2 separate regions of the Mus musculus genome follow, and region 1 is linked to region 2. The links are chromatin loops, found by intact Hi-C in ENCODE. Cell type or tissue: left cerebral cortex. All regions are shown on one strand. Each heading gives the region's core, and the rest is flanking DNA. Links, peaks and the distances in the headings are about the cores only.

Region 1 (9,773 bases), core at 1,082-9,081, 160 kb after region 2:
GTTGCATATGTAGCAGAGGATAGCCTAGTCAGCCATCAGTGGGAGGAGAGGCCCTTGGTATTGCGAAGATCATATGCCCCAGTACAGGAGAATGCCAGGGCCAGGAAGCTGGAGTGGGTGGTTTGGGGAGCAGGGCGGGAGGTGTGTAGGGGGGGCTTTTGGGATAGCATTTGAAATGTAATGAAGAAAATATCTAATTAAAAAAAAAAAAGCAACTAAGACAATAAGACCAGAATAAAAAAAGAAAGAAAAAAAAAAAGAGCTCATTTCATTATAGAGCAGATAAGGTAGGTAGGCCACAAATTTGAGAGTAGTTTTATAATATATAAGTTAATAAAGGGTTAGCAGCCAGGAGAATCACTTCAAGTCTCTAAGCAAAAGACAAATAACCAAATGGGAAAATAACTAAAAGATAAAAGAGCACATTTTACTGAGAAAAATAAATGATAATTGAATGCATAAATGTATGCTCAACTGGTTATCACAGATAGGGAAGGGCAAATGACAGGTTTACAGCATTTGGGGATATGAATGACCCCATCATGGTTGATTTCAAACTTCCAACATCCATCAGTGAACATGGCATTGAGAAGAGACAAGTTCTCATGAGCCAGCACAACACTATGTCAGTCATTGGTAACTAGGGAAATACAAATTAAACTATACTGGCTTAGCAATTATTATAGCAACAAGACGGATAAAAACTCAAAGTAAAAGAAAGCCAAGGATCAGCAAGTGGTAGATGGCAATTCTCATCCATTCTTCACAGGAGTACAAATTAGTTAAAAATACATTCAGTCATAATTTGGCATTTACTTATAAAGTTGAACATACAATTATCATTCAACCTGGCAGTACTACTTCTCGGAGGTAGCAGTTACACATGTGGAGAAAGTTATATGTATCAGGATGTTTTCAGGAGCACGATTCACAGTAGAATAATGAAGAAATAACGAGACTGCCCATCTAGTACAAAACGGATAGTGGCCTGGTGTTAACTCACGCAATGAAGAATAAAGACAGAAAAGATCAGCTAGCTACACATTAACCCAGTAAGCAGGCAAAACCAAACGAACAGGGAGTAGATAGATAAATAGTAAAAACTATCAAGAAAATGGGAAACACTAACTCCAAGAAAGTAGTAATCTCTGGGGGCAAGGCCGTGGCTGCAATGTGGGGATGGACACTGGGCTCTTCACAGACATTAGCAATGCTTTATTATTTTTTTGAAACCCTTTTTATTTATGTGTATGTAAGCATGCCTTTGTGTGGTGTACATGTGGGTGTGGTTGTCCATGGAGGTCAGAAAAAGCCCTCTGCTGGAGTTATAGGATGTGAGCTACTTCACCTGGGTGGAAGGCAGAGCTTGGGTCCTCTGCAAGAGCAACAAGCCCTCCTAACTACGGAGTTCTCTCTCCAGCCCCACTAATGTGGTATTTCTTGTGTTTCAGATGCATTTTTCTCAAAAGCCAAAATGCAAACTAGAAAATATGTTGATTATTTAAGGGAAAATTATAGTGATAAATAAAAGCATTCTTACAAAATCTATGTCTGACCAATAAGTATTTAGGTGCTCTAGAGATAGGTTAGTTGGTAAGGAGCTTGGTGTGACCTTGCTGACCCCATCCCAACACTCATGTGAAAAGCCAGCTGGAGTGCACACTTTTGGCAAAGCATTCCTGGGGAGGTGAAGAGAGAGGGATCTCTGTGGCTGCAGGTCCCAGGGAGTCCCTGTAAACACTCCCATCATCTTAGCCTCAGAAGATGGATAGCTCTCTAGGAATGACACCTGAGGTTGACTTCTGGCTTCCACATGCAAAGCGCACACATGTGCACATGCACTTACATGCTAGTCAACATGAAACCTTCCACACATTAAATAAATATAGTTAAATATTTGAAACTTTGTTTTGTAGTATCTAGGTCAATAGATCCTTAAGCAATCTCACACATCATTTAAAAAGTTACTTCTTTTCTAAAATTGGAAAATATTGAACATTGATATGCTTATGTTTAATATATCTTCTTTCAAAAAAATGAAGAAGAATGATTTTAGAGAGGTAGTGTGGGTTCTTATTAAAAGGACCGACTGAGATTCTCATAAGGCTACAAAGAGGGAGAATCCGAGTTAATTATATTAGCAGACAACTTAGAACCAGATGTGTCTCACTGGATAAGAGTGCAAGAACGCAAGAACCTAAACTTTACACACAGGAGGCCACGTGGGGGCTGCAGAGGTGGCTCAGTGGGTATGGGTGCTTGTTGCAGAAGCCTGGGGAATCTCAGTTTGTCCCCAGGAACCCGTGTAAAGGCTGGTGAAGAGAAATAACGAGGAAACATTATCCTCTGACCTCTACATACGCAGTGGGTTACATGCCCTCCCATCTCCAAAGACCCCATCACACACAGAGACATTTTAAAATATTTAAAAACTAAAAAAACCAACCACTTGATAATCCTGTGCAAATCTCTTAAAAGTATATTACTTAAAAGCACAGGATTAGGGAGTAGTTCAACAGTAGGGCCAGCCTAACAGTACTAGCCTAATATGAATAAGGTCCTTCTTTAACACCTAATACCATAAAAAAAAAACCAAAAAATTAGACTATTAAACACTAGCAACTTTTCCTCCAAAAGTAACTAATTATTGTATTAAAAATGTTTTTAATATTTTGGTAATTTCTGAAACATTTTCATAATGAGGTTAATGTTACATGGCATAACCACGCCTGTTTTACAATATGTACAGCTCAACAGGCATTTGTAACTAGCATTCCCAACCAAGCGCTGCTGCTTTCGCAAGTGCTATGTGCTCCCGGCAGGCACGCTCTTATCAGTGGTGGGTAAGGTGCTGGCCTTCTGCAGAGCTGGTTTAAATGAGCAGATTATGTAGGGAATGGTGGGGACTCTTCAAAGCTAAGCGGAAAAATTTTTTTTTCATATTTTCTGCTGTGCTGTTTTAAGACTAGCTCCATTTTCATTTGGTATGTTAAAGTGCATAAGCCTTCTATGCTGAAATATTCATAGCTCAAATTTGTTTTGTGTTCTCTCTCTCTCTCTCTCTCTCTCTCTCTCTCTTTTTTTTTTTTTTTTTTTTTTTTTTTTTTTTGGTTTTTTCAAGACAGGGTTTCTCTGTATAGCCCTGGCTGTCCTGGAACTCACTTTGTAGACCAGGCTGGCCTCGAACTCAGAAATCCTTCCTGCCTCTGCCTCCCAAGTGCTGGGATTAAAGACATAAATACCCATGACTTATTTTTTTTAATTGGATATTTTATTTATTTACATTCCAAATGTTATCCCCTTTCCCAGTTTCCCCTCTGCAAACCCCCTATCCTATCCCCCTTTACCTTGCTTCTGTGAGGGTGTTCCCACCTACCTACTCCTGCCTTACCGAGCTAGCATTCCTCTACACTGGGGCTTCAAGCCTTCATAGGACCAAGGGTCTCCCCTTCAACTGATGCCAGATAAAACCCCTTCAGCTCCTTCAGTTCCTCCCCAACTCAATTATTTATAATTGAGGAATTTCTATAAAGCTATAAATTATCAATTTATTCTAGTTTATACTCTCAGTGATATAATACACAATACACACACACACACACACACACACACACACACACACGCCCGCTATGGTTTTTGAAGGCTAGTCATGATTAAAGATGGTAGGTACACTGTGGGCAATAGACACATAGAGATGCTCAGCTTGCTTCCATAAGGTTCTCAGTATCCTGTATTGCAACTGAGAGGCCTTCTAGAGGAGCCTGGTTTAGTATTCCTGACATTGAAAGAGATAAAACATGACAAATTCAAACTTGGATTTCTCATTAGTCATCATAGGTCTTGTGCAAAAATTCATTAGCTTGTATAATGCCTCAAGTTCTCTAATCGAAGAGCAAAACTCATCCCTTGAATCTCCTCCTTCCATCGCCACAAAACAAATTAGCAAGCTCAAAACCAGAAAGAGAAAATCCGTGCCATCAATTAAACGTTAAATAGTTCCAGGCCTGAATGGCTGAATGGAACAATGTTGACCAACGACCCAATTAATTCGGGGCCTGTGCTTTTCCATCTCAGAGCTCTTTGGATAAAGGGAGGCTCACGACTTCCATGCCACCCTCTTCACAACACAACATCCTATCGTTGAATAATAGAAGACAAACACTGACCTAGTTAGGACGTGCAGATGAAAAGAGAATGAAAACAGGATACACGGCAGAGGCTAGGAAACCATGGTAACCAGAGAGGGCTGTTTGCTTACTTTATTTTGGTCAGAATAATCAGCGAGCTGAGCCTTTAGTTCTGAGACCTCAGCCTCTAGCAGACGGATCACCTCTTCATAATCCATTTCCATCCCGTGTGCCTGCCGCTGTGCAGCTTCTGCGAGATGAATCCGGCTTCGCAGAGCTCGGGTTTCCTCAGCTACAGCTTTGGCTTCCTAAGGAGTTGAAAGTGAATGCAAAATGAAAAAAAAAAAAAATGAAAACAGACTTCTCCAGTTGACAGAAATAGTTTTCTCATTTTGGTAGTTATGATTACAATGTTTAACATGTCTATGTCCTCTACCAACCACCTAAAAACTAATGAGCATATTATTTCATTATGGGAACCCTTTTGTTTGTTTCCTGAAAAAATTTTTTTTTTGCGTAGAGATTTTTTTTTCTGTATAGAGATTCTGTATAAATGTTTAGTGCTACACAGCTAGCGTCATTTCTGTAAAAATGAAGAGAGTTTAAAGAAAACTGACAATCAAAACTAGACAGATAGGAACTGATTCTAAAGAAAAAAGGAGCTACAGAAAAAACTCATAGGTAGCGGGGTTGATGGTCTCAGAAGGCCAAGTAACGCCATCAGATGCTGCAGAGAGCTGCTACAGGGCTTCTTGGTGGACCAAGGCCAGAGGCAAAGCTTTCCTCCTAGATATCAGACTGTGGCTTCCTGCTTTGGTAGTAGCATCATATATAATTGTTTGTCTGTTGAATACAATGTTCAAGAGACAATTACTAAATACACACTATATGCTTCATCTGTCTTTGCTCATTTAAGGTTCGGAATGACATCCAGAGAAAGACATTAAAAAAACATTTCTATATAAGCAATCAGAGACCCAGTGAGTAGACAAGCTGACCAAGGGCAGGTAGTGGCCCACATCTGGCCCCAGGTCTGTTTGACTCCCATACTAAGTATCTCCTTTCATTGCTATACTGTCTTTGGATGACAGAACCAAACAAAGAAATTGTTCCAAACACTAGCTATACCTTCCACCTTGTAAGGTTAGGGTGGCAAAAGCCATTTGCTTTCTCAAAATGTGCCTTGGTGCTGGGTCACAGTCTCTTGGGACACCGTATAATTTAACATGGCAGCTGTTACGGGACGAAGCATCTTTAGAGGGTGCAGGATCTCTGCAGTGGAACTTTCTGCTCCAATTGCCATGGCTAATATTAAACTCCGGCTATTTTACTGTTCTTGAAGCTGCTATGCAGCATTTGCTTTTGTTGGAGCATGACGTACTGAGAGAAGTAAGGGTGTGGGCATACTCTCCAGAGTCTGCTTTCATCCCCCAGCCAGTAACTTTATTATCTGTCAATTCCTGGAATATGCATGAACAGCATACACAGAAAACTCTCACTGTTCAAAATCTACATTCTAGTTTAGAGAGACAGAGAGTAGTTTAGGCTTAGCAGTTATGACCTCATGGCGAAGACAAGTACTAGGGACCCACAGAAGAAACCATGTCATGATTTCCTGAAGAGAGGATTTCTAGGCACATGTGCAAAGGTCCTTGGCCTGGATTGGGCTTTGTATCTTCAGAGAACATCAAGGCAGTCAGTGAGGCAGAAACAGTGAGTAGTATGGGAAAGACGGGGCAGCAGTAGATAGAATACCTGGGCACAGAGGTAACATGAATGAGGGTAGAGACAGGGTGGTTTGGAAGGCAGATCTTACAAGCAGTCACAGGCCATCAGAGGGAGCTTGGTTTCCCTCAGAGTGACTGGTGGGCTTTGAGCAGAGAAGTGATGTGAACTCACTTAAGTTTTAAGAGGGTGCATTTCACTACCCAGTTAAGAACACACTGTGTGCAAAGACACGGGTGGGAAAGAGGAGGAAGAGAATGGGGAAGGCGAACTGTGGTTGGCCAGGGTGGTTGTAGAAGAGACGGGAGATGAAGCAGTTAGAGTTCCAGCATAACTTGTGAGTAGAGCAACAGGCTAGCTCACCAACAACATGAAGTCAGCATCTACTTTATACAGACAACCATAGAATAAGATGTCAGTGTAAATCAAGTGGGTAACTAATATTTCATCTATTCTGTCTCAGTTTAGAGCATGGGTGTGATGTAGCTAAACAGTGGAAGGAGTGTTAAGTAAAAACCAAACAAAGCAAACAAAAAACCCAGAAAACAAAACAACAGCAGCAACAACATGAACAAATAAGCTAGAAGGGACTTGGAATAGGAGATAGGATGCCAGGTGCGTTTTGACTAGAGTAGAGACATCCTTATTGGGGAACAGTTTTTTGGTTGTTTGGCTGTTTTTAGAAGAGGCTGGGGAGAGAAAGGACCAGGTTCTGGAAGAAATGGAACCATGGGAAAGGCTCTGAATCCAGAACACTGGAAGACTTCTGAGAGAGTGCTTTAGAAAGGGCAGCCCGAGGGCTGAGGTCGGTGTGCAGAAAGCCCTCGACTAGCTACCCAGTGTAGTGAAAAATATAAACAATGACTAAAGCGGACTTATTAAAAAAGTTAATCTGGCAGCTGGGTGCAAAATGGAGTGGTATGAGAAGCCAGCTGCCTTCTATACCTGTCGCTCAAAGAATTTTATCCCGTCTGTTTGAAAACACTTGTCTTATCCTGTAAGGGTGACTTCAGAAACAAAAATATGGGAGCCAAAGGAGGATCTACCTAATGTCCAGTACCTGTCAGTCCAGCCCAGGTGACCAGGAAAGTGACCAATGACATACCTGGGTCAACTTCATACCAGATTGCTGCTCAGCACACAATAGGTAACAGCTAACCTACCGAGGAACTAGCCTACCTCCATCTTAGGCTTAAAAGCCATCTTAGAGTAAAAGACCTACTAGGTTCATTGCTGTCTATGATGAAATCTTTGTCAAGGATTAGGCTATGCCCCACCTGTAACCTCCACTAATATGGTTCCGTACTATCTGTTCCAGGAACTGCAATCATGTCTTTCAAAAAGTTACTAAGCATCTTGCAAGGGTGCCTGTGTTTCAGACAGGTTGTTAGGGCCGTCTAGTTAGGACTAACTGTTGTTATGCCCACGATGCATCTTTGTTTCAGGTCCTAAAAACTTGTTAGGCTTTTGTTCTGGGATATGTTACATAACCTCACCCACTTTTCTGCCGAGTTCCCCCACTTGGAGACCCCCAGCCCTTGAGCTACACATCCCTTGTTTTCCTTATGTCCAATGCGTACCTCTCAGACCTCACCCTAGGGGGAGCAGTCTGTGTACTCGGATAAAAAGGCTTGCTTTAGTTAACTTGGCCATGATGATTTGGGGCGGTGGTCTTTCTTCTCTCACCGTTGGGACTAACAACACCAGCCTTGCTCTAAGGCTGTCGAGTGAGCGAACTGCACACTGCAGAATGAGGGAAGTCTCTAGCGATCCGATCCTCCTTTCAAAGACAGGGAAGCAAAGATCAGGAAGCTTAAGAAACAAAACCATTTGTAGGTGGCGGGGCTGGGATTTGAACTCGGGTAGTTCAGATGAGTTCTGAACCTTAGTTGATGTTCTTCACTACTAGCCCATCCTATTTGGTCAACTACAGAAAATGTTCTAAAATAGCCTTTTTAGGTACCAGCATCAGCCGAGCTAGCTTAGGATGTGGTGATATCGGCAGACTCTCCAGCACATTTGAGGCCAGCCTGCTCCCCATTTTCCATTCAATAAAAAACAAAAAACAAAAAACAAAAAACAAAACAACCCTCTGAGTGAGTGAGAGGAGAGGGAGGGCAGAAATCCGCGCAGCTGCAGTGAGAATCACTAATTTGATGATTTGCCCTCTTCACACTCACTTTGTGCAGCTTTTATTCTTCTATAAAAACAGCACTTTTATTTTTGTTCAAAGAACGCTGGCTAATTAAATGAAGAGTCCGGATGGGCTTTATGCCGCTGTCCTAGTGCAGTGATGGTAATACAGTGTGAAATGCGTCTGGGTGGTAAGAGATGCAGAGGGTTTGATGCTGAATAAATTCATACCGTTCCTTTTGTAAATGTATAACTGTCAGGCTGGTGAATGTGACCCCGTGGCAGAGTTCTAGCCCAATTCCCCCTGAATGGCTGCTTAAAAGATTAGTGCATCGCAAGGATGCCTTTCTGAGGAAGCAGTAAAGAAAAGATAACAGCAGTGGGCAGGGTTTAGCCAGAGAAGATCACAGCAATTCATTTTCTCTTTGCCTCCCAGGCTGTCTTCTAATAAAGAACAGCAAAGTCTCACGTGTCAGGAACATTTTAGCCAGAACCCTCTCAGTACCACACTGAACCTGAAATCCCAATCACGACAAGTACGGCCCACATTTGCGCAGGCACTTTGTATGAGGAGGACGTCCATTCAGATTACAAAGGTAGATTTTAAAGGAAAAAACCAAAGACATAATAGCATATCAGGAAAAGCGGCCGAAACATGCTTTTAAATATTGCATAGGATAGGCAAACTCAGTTAGAAGGGAATCTGAAATATGCAGTTCAATCAGAATTTTTCCAGAGGCAACAGTGACAAAAGACCTCGGGTCCACTGCGCCTCTTTGGGGAAAAAAAAAAAAAAAAAGAAAGGTTTTTCTCCCAAGAGTTTTGCAATGAATCTTTAGGAAAGAGAAGGCCAAGTTCTTTGAGAACAATTGGGACTGATGAAAATCTCTGTAGCTGCAGATACCTCCTTGGGCTGAGCCACACTGCACTAAGACAGAGCTATAGGTCAGATAAAGGCCACTGTACTCTTTCACACACGCAGCATTTATATCCACAAAGTAACACAAAACAGAACAAACCAAACAAAAACATAGTACAAAAGAAAAGGCTTTGGATGGGTCCTAGCTAGGGCATTATCTTAGATACTCATCCCCCCCCCCATTTTCTGCTAATTAATTCTCTAAGACTCAGTGTGTTCACCTGTATAGTGGGCTCTAATAATTATAAGACCAAAATAACTCTCACAAGAAGGTTAAAGAAACTATTAATATTCTGACTATCATTCTTTTCTTTGTTTTTTTGTTGCTATTTTGGAAAAAAAATAAACATATCATTTATGCCATTACACAGCCTGACTAGATAATTTATTAAGGGATCTCTTGAGGTACTCAACTGGTAATATCGGCTGTTTGGAAATGTAATTTACACGTCTTTTTTAACAATAGAAAAAAATTACATGAAACTATCTTTTCTCTAGGTATAAGCACTTAAAGTTCCCTAGAGTGGAGGCATTAATTGCAGCTGCAAACGTGTAATTAGCTTACAAGTCCACAACAGTTACCAGCTCTGTAATTTATAAGCTAATCAGTAAATCTTTCAAATGTCAGTGGTTGACGGGAGAAAACAGCAGATTGCAAGAAGATATGTCTTAGTAATTTATGCTACCGAGCCCCAAGAATGCTTCTCTTATCAGCTTCCGACATCCACTCACTGGAAAACCTTTCTCAGTCTTAGGTCATATTTACAGTTTTCAAAAAAAGATTAAGGCTTACTGCAGGAAGAAGGCTGTTGAATGAGAATTGTTTTAAAGCAAGTTGTGGCCCATCTCCTTAATCTGTGTTTCTGAAC
Region 2 (9,773 bases), core at 498-8,497:
CAAGCCTTGATATGGGATGACACTGAAAACCATATATATAAAGGAAGATTGGCTCACGGAACACAGGGTGCTAAGAAAAAGGAGGCGTAGCCTCAGGCAATAGGAAGACTTGCATTTACTTACAGTCTTGGTCTGAGTCAATGACTGAAGAAGATGAAAAAGGAAGAAAGAAAAAAAGAAAGGAAGGAAGAGAGAAAGAGAAAGAGAGAGAGAGAGAGAAAAAGAAAGAGAAAGAAAGAAAGACAGACAGACAGACAGACAGACAGAAAGAAAGAAGAAAAAGAAGAGCCCTGCATGTCTACTCGCAGTGACCCCTTTAGGCCAGAGAAGAGTGAATATGAGTTAACTTTCTGGGGTCTACCCAAATTATCCAGCGAGATTCTATTACCCTTGTGTTTGGGGACCAGGAGAAGGCGGTAGGAGATAGGATAGATGTTTGTTTTACATTAACCCATTAGCCCGTTCATTAACTCCAGGCTGGAGTATCACAAACTATAGCCTTCGAATCAACCACTCAGAATTCCCCTGGGATTTGGTTAAAATGAAGTCTGGGTTCAAACCCCAGACCCGGAAAACATCAGCTTCTTAAGGGCAGGTCCATAGAGTATTCTAACTGGCTCTGCAGGTGAGAGCTACGCATGCTCTGAAGGAGGAAGGCTCCTCAGAACAGGAAGAGAGGGCTCCTCTCTAGAAATGTGTGTTAAGATCTCCAACTCTTGCCAACCTCGCTCGCCCCACTTCCGTCTTGTCCCCCACATCTAACACGGGTGAACCTTCCAGAATTTACCTGGTCTGATGGGGCTCTGCATACAGTTCGGAGACGGGATGCCCGGGTGGAGGGGCGCTGTGGCCCGGCTGCTGAGATCCATGACCGAGGGCGCCGTGGAGGAAGCTGGTTGCAAGCCAGGGGGGTGAGGGCTGTGGTCGTGCTGCGACGGACTCGGGGGGATGCCATTCTCTGACAGGAATTCCTCCAAGTCCATGTATTCCAGCTGGAAAGTATCTCCGTCATAGGGAAGGGTTTTGTCCCATAAGGTGGGTCCCAAGAAGGCGGACTGGGGGACGGTCGGGCTGCTGCTCTCATCGTCCAGCTTCTTTCCTTTGTCTTTTTCTTTACTAAATGCTGAAGAAGAAAAAGGGAAAGGTGAGCTTTGTTTTTTTTAAAACAGAAAAGAAAAGGGGTCAGTCTGTCACCAGCCTTCCTGCCATCGGTTACAAAATGACTTCTGGGGGCACCGAGGCCTCTGGCTGCTGCCTCTGGTAGATCTAGAGTTTCGACATCTTCCTATTTACTTTGGAAAGAAAGAGCTTTCTGGTCTGTAGGACAGGACGGGGCTACCGACTGATCTGGAATGAAAACAAGAGAATAATCCTTCCTCGGTGTGTTATTTGAAGGGCTAAGTCACCGAAATCTATACTGAGAAAATAACACCGGAGAATATATACAACTGATGGGATTTTTAAAGGGGACCACCGATAACTTGGTATGATTCTACCTTTTAGAAAGTGATGACCGCAAGAATCTGAGGTCATTCTGACTTACAAACCAGGGTATGCAAGCTTAGTCTTAGTAAGCAGTCCCCGCCCCCACCTTCCCTTAATACTACGCGTCGTTTCTGCGTTATTCCTTTCCATGTATTATCTCAATAAACGTGCAAGCCTACAATTATCCCCCATTTACAAGGAAGATAAGGGTGCTCTCTCACCATAGAAGGAGACTGTGGGGGGAGGGGTGGGCAGGCCGGGGTGACGGGGTAGAAATGAAGTACTTTCGAACTCATCCATTTGCTTAGAACCCTCAAGAGGACTAAGTCTGTTTTAGAAGGTGGATTCTTTTTCCTTTTCCCCCCAAACATTTAAATATTACCTAATTTACAAAAAGAAAGCAAACATTTATGTACCCCATCACAAGGCAGTACTATGCAAAGGTGCTGTGTTCTACTCTCTGAGGGTAAGAATGCAGCTATTTCCTGCCTGGAAATACAGCACCCCCGGATTGGTCTTTACCGAGCTGTCTGCATTTTGCCAATATTCAGGTGTGGGTGGAATCAGGGATTAGAGAATTTGATTCTGAGTTTTGTTTTGTTTTGTTTCTCATTAGAGAAATGTAGTCCCACCGCCACCCATTCGAATCTTCAAATCCTCCGCAGTCTCATTAGAGTTAGGCTTAAAAACATCGACCACAAAAGCCTAACGCATCCGCAGATTTCTCCCAAATGCTACTCCTTAAGAAGCAGTGCGGGAGGGTATTGGGGGTGGGGGGCGGTCTGCACGCGCAATCAAGCACCAGCAACTCTTGCAATGCAACAGGCGTTCTCTCCCAGGGAAATTGATGCAAACACCCCGAAGCTATTTCCAGCCAAATAATCTTTTCAAGAATTTATGCAGGAGCAGCATAATTCGCTTCTGTCACTGTGATAACACCAAAGGCAAGAAACTGCACCGGCCCAAAACACAAATCCGTTCTGGCATCAATTGCGTTCCCAGCTAGGTCTCACATGCATCTACCCCCAGCCCCCCCCCCACTCCCCACCATATCCCCCTACCCGTCTCCTTAGCTCCAAGCCACGGTTGCCTAGGGAAGGTTTGAGACTTACCAAGAAAGGGCTCAAGCCAGAGGAGGCTCCTGCACGCGGTTACACGTGAGCCTGCTCAGCTCTCCCCTCCCACCGGGAAGAGAGCACCGGGAAAGTGTCAGCGCTGGAGGCGTGCACCGCTTCCCGCCGACAGACCACTCCCCCCACCCCCACCCCGCTTTGTGAATTGCGGGTCTGCGGGAGAAAGCGCCTCTCCGCTCATGCCGCGTGAGTTCACAACACAAAACACTAACACGATCCGAATATTCAGGCTGCCGCCGAGTGAGAACCCCCATTTACTTTGACCCCCCCCTCTCTGCCAGGCTCCAACCAGCCACCTCCCGCCCTTTCTCCTCTCCAGTCCCAGAGACACTAGTCTCCCAGGGAAGCGCACACCCTGTCACTCAAAGCAGCGATCCTGACCTGTCAAGTTCACCTGTCACCTGCGCTGCAGGAGGACAGACCTAGAAAGGCAGGCGAGCCAGGTTCCCAGCGCTATTTCAAATGTTGCCCCGGAGGGATCCCCTTTGCATTGAGGAGAAAGAGGGAGTAAGCCCCCCAATTTCACTAAAGCAAGGCGAGGGGAAGAAAGATGCTGGTGCCCTCCCAGCCGACTAGGGGGGTCCCTGGGAGTGTAGTCCCTTCCCTGAGCCCAGCTGCCGAGGCAACGCTCACCGTCTTCAGGATGAAGGGGGAGCTTCAGCGGGTTCTCCAGCAGGGACCTGAGCACGCCGTAGGGAGGCGGGATAAAGGTGGGGTTCAAGGGGAGCTGTCGGGACATTTTCTCCATCGTGATGCACTCAATTGTCTTTTTAAAAAGAAGGCCAATCGCCGCCCCGAAATGTTGATGAGCTTTGTTTCCTCCGTCCTTTGCCAACCAAAAGTACTCGCTTTCAAAACAGTGCAGACAAGGAAGAAAAAAAAAAATCACTTCTGTCTTTGTAAATACATCAGCATACAAATATCAAAAAAAAACAAAAACAAAAACAAAAAAACTTTCGTGTTCTCAGTGCCGACAGTCCAGGGAAGGCGCATCTAGCGCCGCGGACTCCTCCGACCCAGTGCAGGATGCTTTCTCACCTGCCTCCAACACTCAGTCTTGCAAAATGTTCAAAATTGCAAGGAGGTGGGGGGAAAAAGGAAAGAGAGAAATTTTGAAAACGTAGACGGCTGCAGATGAGCAGAAGGCAAAGCGCGGGCCCCGGCCCCTCGCGCGAGCACCGGAGGCTGTGCCGTCCCGCCCCACCCCCCTCCCCGCCGCGGCCGCTGCTCCCCGCGCTCCGCGGCCCCGCAGCGCCGGGCTCAGCGCATCAGGCAGTCCATGTGCCGCTGCCCTGACAAGAGTGACGTCAGGGCCCGCACCGCGCGCCGATAGGCGTGCAGGGGCGGGGCCCAAATCGGGCCCGCCCATCCACCCCGCCCCCCCAGGGCTGCGTGTGTAGCATCGCCGCACGCGCTGTTTTTCCGGCCCTTGCGGCGTTGGTGGGCTGCGAAAAGCACAGGTGCCAGATTTCCTGCTTCACTCTCTGCCTTGCGCTGGGAATAACGCGCGCTAACTCTCACCCTGACTCCTTTTGCACGCGAGCCCTTCCCCCTCCGTTCCCCCCCCCCGCCCCCCAGAGCAGAACAATGAGAAATTCGTGTCAGTGGTTTGCAATGTGGAAATAAATTGGTGATTTTAAAAGAAGATGATTTTTAAAAGATGGCCAAGTGGCATTCCGGACTTAAATTAGAACCCCCAACCCCCGGGGCGATGTCCTGGCTAGCAATGTTTTTTAAAGCTCCCCAGGACAAGTTTAGGAGATTTGGATAGACTTGAAGCGAATGACTTCTGGATATTTCTCCTCCTCGCTCCTGGTGAGCTTAGTACTTTCCTTCTAGCCCCACTGCATATCCGACCTAAGATATCAACTTTCCTGAATTCCAAACAATGTGCAAAAACGTAGAATGGAGACAGGAGCTGCAGACTGAAGTGAACTGTCTCCCACGCTGTCCGAGGGAATTAACAAGACAGACATTTGCTTGCAATGGAAGGAAAGCAGGAGAGACTTAAACACAAGGAATGAAAGTTAGGAGTATTTAAAAGGCCCAGCATGGCTGTAATTAGGCTAACTTAGAAGGTCTGAATACTAATTAAAATAAATTTGTAAACTCTTTGTTAAAAGATTAGGGGAATCTTGTTTGTGGCTGCAGCACATCCCTCTGGCCTTTTGAAGGCTGTGAAAAGGCCAGTTTTTTGACCTTGCTGCTGAGGGTGTGGGGGAGAACACCTTGGCGGAGTGGATGGATTGGAATGTAGGCATTCTGCCTCCCCAGCCAGGAGAACTGAGACACACGAACCGCATCTCCACGCTTCTCTTTCCACTTTCCACCCCCACCCACCCACCAATTACACATTTCTATCCAGCACTAAGTCCCCCTGACCCGTGGAGGAGCATGTGGGATGGTTTTTGCAGTACTGATGGTTGAATGTATGGCCTTACCCATGTCTAGCTAGTTCTATATCACAGTGAGCTGTCTCCTCAGACCTGTGGGGAAGGGTCTGCAAGAAGCTTTTCAATGAGGCAGAAAGGCTTTTGTGAACATAGACTGGGTTCCTGGGGTGCAAATATTACTGGGATGCCCCTCCCCCACCCCACTACCAAAAAATGAGAGATAAGAAAGGAGAGAAGAGAAATCTAAAATTCAGGAAATTCCGGACCCTGGCCAAGGGCACTGGAAGTTCATGATAAGTAGCCCTGACTCTTTCTCTGAGCAGAAGTTTCCGGGTAAATGGACGGCTGGTCCCGTGGCCTTCATTTCCTCCTGCTAACACCTGGGCAAAGTGAATGGTAAGATGACATTCTGAGATGCTCTTGTGATGTCAGATCCCAGAAACATGAGCCCTGGGGTGGATGCGGTGTACATTCAGTGAGCACCACTGCATGCCATTGACTGGGCTGGGGCTGGTGAGATGATGGATGGATAAGACCTGGCTATACCAGGGAAAGGATGCCATAGAAGCACACAAAGTCTGGACTCCAAAACCCAGTAACAGAGAGAGCTGACGTGGGCATCTGTTACTGGAAGGAGAGTGCAGAGAAGCGCCTGAGGTGAGCTTGGAGCCAGTGGTCCCTCATAAACTTCCCAACCCTTCAGTCGGTTTGCTTCTCAGAAAAGAAGGGACTCCGCTGGAAGCTGAAGAGATTATTCAGTGGATTAAAGAGCACTTGGGTCATAAGAATGAAGATACAAGCTTGGATTCCCCTGCATCAACATGAAAAGGGAGGGAGGGAGGAAGAACAGCCTCCAGCAGCAGCAGCATGGGCCTGTAACCCCAGCACTGGGGAGGCAGAGATAGGGAGATCCTAAAAGCTCACTGGCTGCCAGCCTAGGCAATGAGTGAGCTCCAGGTTGAGTGAGAGACCCTGTCTCAGAAACAGAGAAGATGCCCATGTTAATCTACACACACACACACACACACACACACACACACACACACACAGGAGAGCTTCTGTGCTCTTGTCAGAGAGAGAGGAAGGTTTCATCTTTTAACTTTTTTTTTTTTGGAGTAATTTTCTCTTTTTTTTCCATTTTTTATTAGGTATTTAGCTCATTTACATTTCCAATGCTATACCAAAAGTCCCCCATACCCACCCACCCCCACTCCCCTACCCACCCACTCCCCCTTTTTGGCCCTGGCGTTCCCCTGTACTGGGGCATATAAAGTTTGCGTGTCCAATGGGCCTCTTTTTCCACTGATGGCCGACTAGGCCATCTTTTGATACATATGCAGCTAGAGTCAAGAGCTCCGGGGTACTGGTTAGTTCATAATGTTGTTCCACCTATAGGGTTGCAGATCCCTTTAGCTCCTTGGGTACTTTCTCTAGCTCCTCCATTGGGAGCCCTGTGATCCATCCATTAGCTGACTGTGAGCATCCACTTCTGTGTTTGCTAGGCCCCGGCATAGTCTCACAAGAGACAGCTACATCTGGGTCCTTTCAATAAAATCTTGCTAATTTCCCCACAGCCCTGTGAACCCATCCACAAGGCGATGTGCAAGCACACTGACTGGAAACAGGCAGAGGATTCCAGGCATAAGAAAGGAGGCCAGTGTGATGATCCATTAGCACAGCCCCAGGGCTCCATGTTCAGAGTTCTCTGCCTTCCCTCTCTTCCCCATGTTTCCACATAGGAAACTCATTGATTCAAGGAACCTGCTTGCCTGGAGCAATCATTGTCCTAAACCCCAAGAGAGCCTAAGGCTGTGGTTTTGTAGTAGTTCTCATTGCGGAAAATAAACTGGCTTGGTGACTGACTGCTCAGTCCCTTTATTGGTCTTGGTCATCTCTGGATATCGGCGACCTGAAGCCCCTACTCCCTTACTACACTGACTCGCTCTTCCCTCTGTCTTCTCTACTTCAAGGGTGTGACGAGTGTTCCAGAATTTTAATTATAGGAGAGAATCCCTCGTAAGCGGACTTCCTGGAACTCCACCTCTTCCAAATGTTTCAGCTCTTGTTTCTGAAATGTTCATTCCTTGACACACACATGTAGGAGCTGTGATGGAGGGGTGCTCGCCATCATCTCTGCATTGTGTTCCCTTGTGGGTTTCTGTGATGGTCTCCATCTGCCAGGAAAGGTGGCCCTTGAGTCCTGAGGCTGATTCTTAAGTGAATGCAGAGTGGCAAATCACCATGAAGGTTGACCTGCATCTACACCCTAAGTTACCAGTAGCAGTTGCCCATTTTTGAGCTCCTTCCATGACATGCTATTGTTTGGTTTGGTTTGGTTTTTTTCCAGACAATTCCATAAAAAGACGATCACCCCAGTCTTCTGTTGGCTGGGTGCTTGCATGGCTCATCTTTCTCCTCCTCCTCCTCCTCCTCCTCCTCCTCCTCCTTCTTTTTCTTCTTTTTCTTCCTCTTCTTCTTCCTCTTCTTCCATGTAGTTAGTATCAAGGTCTCTCTCTTCTCAGTTGGCCTTCCTTGAATGGTTTTCTCAGCAAAGTAGATAAGCCCCAACATGCTGTCCCTGAAGCCTTTACTTGCCTGATGTCCCATCATTCAAAATTAGGGGTGTGGCTAAGACTGAGTCAAGGAGGGAAGGGAGTACATAGGACATGGAGTAGTTCATTGGCAACAGCCAAAGGATCTGTTTATCACATCCAGTGATTCTGGTTTCATATGAAGGCATCAGGGAAGTAAAGAAGCACTTTCCTTGGATCCTTTGGCTGCCAGTTCAATGAGTCACTAGTTGAATGTATGGCTTGTTGGCCATTCTAAGCAATGATATATGCAGCTTCATATGTGAGATGCAAAGATAAAGCAAACTGAGCTCAGCCTCAGTGTCCTACACCGGGTATAACCACAATACCCATCTGTCTTCATTCATGATGTTCATTTCTGGGCTGCTCTTCCTTCCTGGCCCCATCTCTGAGTCCCGATGGTCAATGACGGGACATCCTTAGAGTTTGGAGGACTTTGTTGATTCTCTTTCCTCCAACCTTTCAGTGTGTGGTTCAGAGAGGGAGGAATAGAACAGACCATAGAAAGCAAGGTTCCATGCTGGCTGTAAGGCCCTCTTCTCTGATTTTGGAAATTACCCTTATGTGTGTACATACAACCAGTGGTTTCTACCTGTTGTCCTTTCAAGAGACTTAACTGTACTGATCAGTAGGGATGAGTTGGGGCCGTGCAGAGGAATGTGACAGGGCAGGTGGTGGGAATCAGCCATCCTGCCTCTGAAGGTCTGCGGAGGGTTTGTCCTATGTGAGTAGTGGCTATGTTTCAGTCTCCTGATAGCTGTGAAATTTAGCTCTGTGCACAATGCCTGCCCTGCTCCTGTGCCCTCCCAGGGCCTGGGAACCTGTGCATTGGGAGGACTGCTCTGAGATTATGAAGCGCATTGTACAGTGGAGCCAAAGCTCTAGATGAACCTGTTCAGCCTGTTGCCAATTTAGCCAGGGAATTAATTCCACAGTGAAAAGCATTGAATTGCCAAAGCAAGGGTCATTTGTCCTTTTCCCTCTTCCAGGGGCCTCCAACTCACCCCAAAACATTGAAAAGGACAATTATAATTAATCAACTTACCTATGAATAATTTATTCTCTGGGCTCAGTAATATGCAAACCGAAGAAAACAAAAGTAAGACAACTACAGGGAACTCTAGATTCCTCTTCAAGAATGACTAGGCATCCCCATCCTTTCCCTAAGGCCTGTGCTGCTCTGGTGAACACCAGTGGCATATAATAGGAGAGATATAAAAATACAACCCTCGGTATGGGAGTATTTAAAGATAGTAGAACTTATGCACGCATGGTAGAAGACCAGGGAATTGTTTAGGAGAGAAAGAGAGAAAGAAGGGAAGAAAGAAAGAGAGAGAGAGAGAGAGAGAGAGAGAGAGAGAGAGAGAGAGAGAGAGAGAGAAAGACAGAAAGAAAGAGAGAGACGGAGGGAGGGAGGGAGGAAAGCAGGGAGGGAGGGAGGGAGGAAGAAAATATTTGTAGCAAAGCGAAAGGAAAATAATGCAGTGTGGTGTATCACATGGAGTGAGAAGACAGTTTGGGGCCAGGTGTACATTAGTACCTGGGTAACTGGTGTCACTAGGGCACATCTTAACAGTACATAGTAACATCTTAGCATGGAGCAGGAGGAGCAGGAGGAGCAGGAGGAGAAGGCGGCGGAAGCAGCATCTTTATCATGTGCCTAACTGTTCTGGCTCAGTATCAATCTCTAAAACTCTATCTCAGTCATGACTTGTCGCACAGTATAGCATATACGGCACTGTCATCCCATGTTACAGACAAGACAACGAGGCCTAGAGAAATGAGCGATGCTATTTTCCCGTGGCTGGCTAGCACATGCACAAGTTGTGAGCTGAAAAGAGCTCTGCCCGACTCTAGCTAGCACACGTGGTCTTTCCCCTTACCTGGAGAATAAACGATATATGGCCATTTAATAAACCCATGAAATTTCCAACTGATTCAACTCTTGTTCTGTGACCTTGGATAATCTCAGATCTCCATTTTGTTTTTGTTTTTCTGAGTGAAATATTACCAAATGTCCATTTCCCACCTTGTAGCATCACTAGGAGACTGAAATGCTAGAGTGTATAGTCTAGTGCTTAGGAAACTTTGAAACTGGGAAGGCGTAAAGCCATGGCCTACAGTCACAAAGGAGCTCAAGACCCTCCATTCACAGAGCCTTCAAATCAAGA

Evidence for each region. A loop is a pair of places that touch in the nucleus more often than their neighbours do. Peaks named below come from ENCODE experiments on the same cell type or tissue, not always from the same donor. Only the 100,000 strongest peaks of a DNase experiment are listed, where the experiment ranks them.
Region 1: a loop joins it to region 2, with 8 times the contacts of the local background. A loop is called at or near these places in 2 of 42 quality-filtered maps.

What each region holds. Positions count from the first base shown.
Region 1 is chr11:90,544,553-90,554,325 of GRCm38, forward strand. It overlaps Stxbp4 (syntaxin binding protein 4), which reads right to left. Exons shown (of 18, transcript NM_011505.2): 13 at 4,259-4,435. Among named protein-coding and RNA genes, the nearest start is that of Gm34850, 77 kb to the left of the region's middle. In left cerebral cortex, for the core only: a CTCF peak has its summit at 7,463; a DNase peak (open chromatin) is centred at 4,169; H3K4me3 peaks cover 539 bases; H3K27ac peaks cover 1,588 bases.
Region 2 is chr11:90,386,999-90,396,771 of GRCm38, forward strand. Hlf (hepatic leukemia factor) reads right to left here and starts at 3,919. Exons shown (of 4, transcript NM_172563.3): 1 at 3,252-3,919; 2 at 788-1,123. The coding sequence starts at 3,366. In left cerebral cortex, for the core only: a CTCF peak has its summit at 4,027; DNase peaks (open chromatin) are centred at 767, 1,379, 1,493, 2,057 and 3 more places; H3K4me3 peaks cover 4,094 bases; H3K27ac peaks cover 3,676 bases.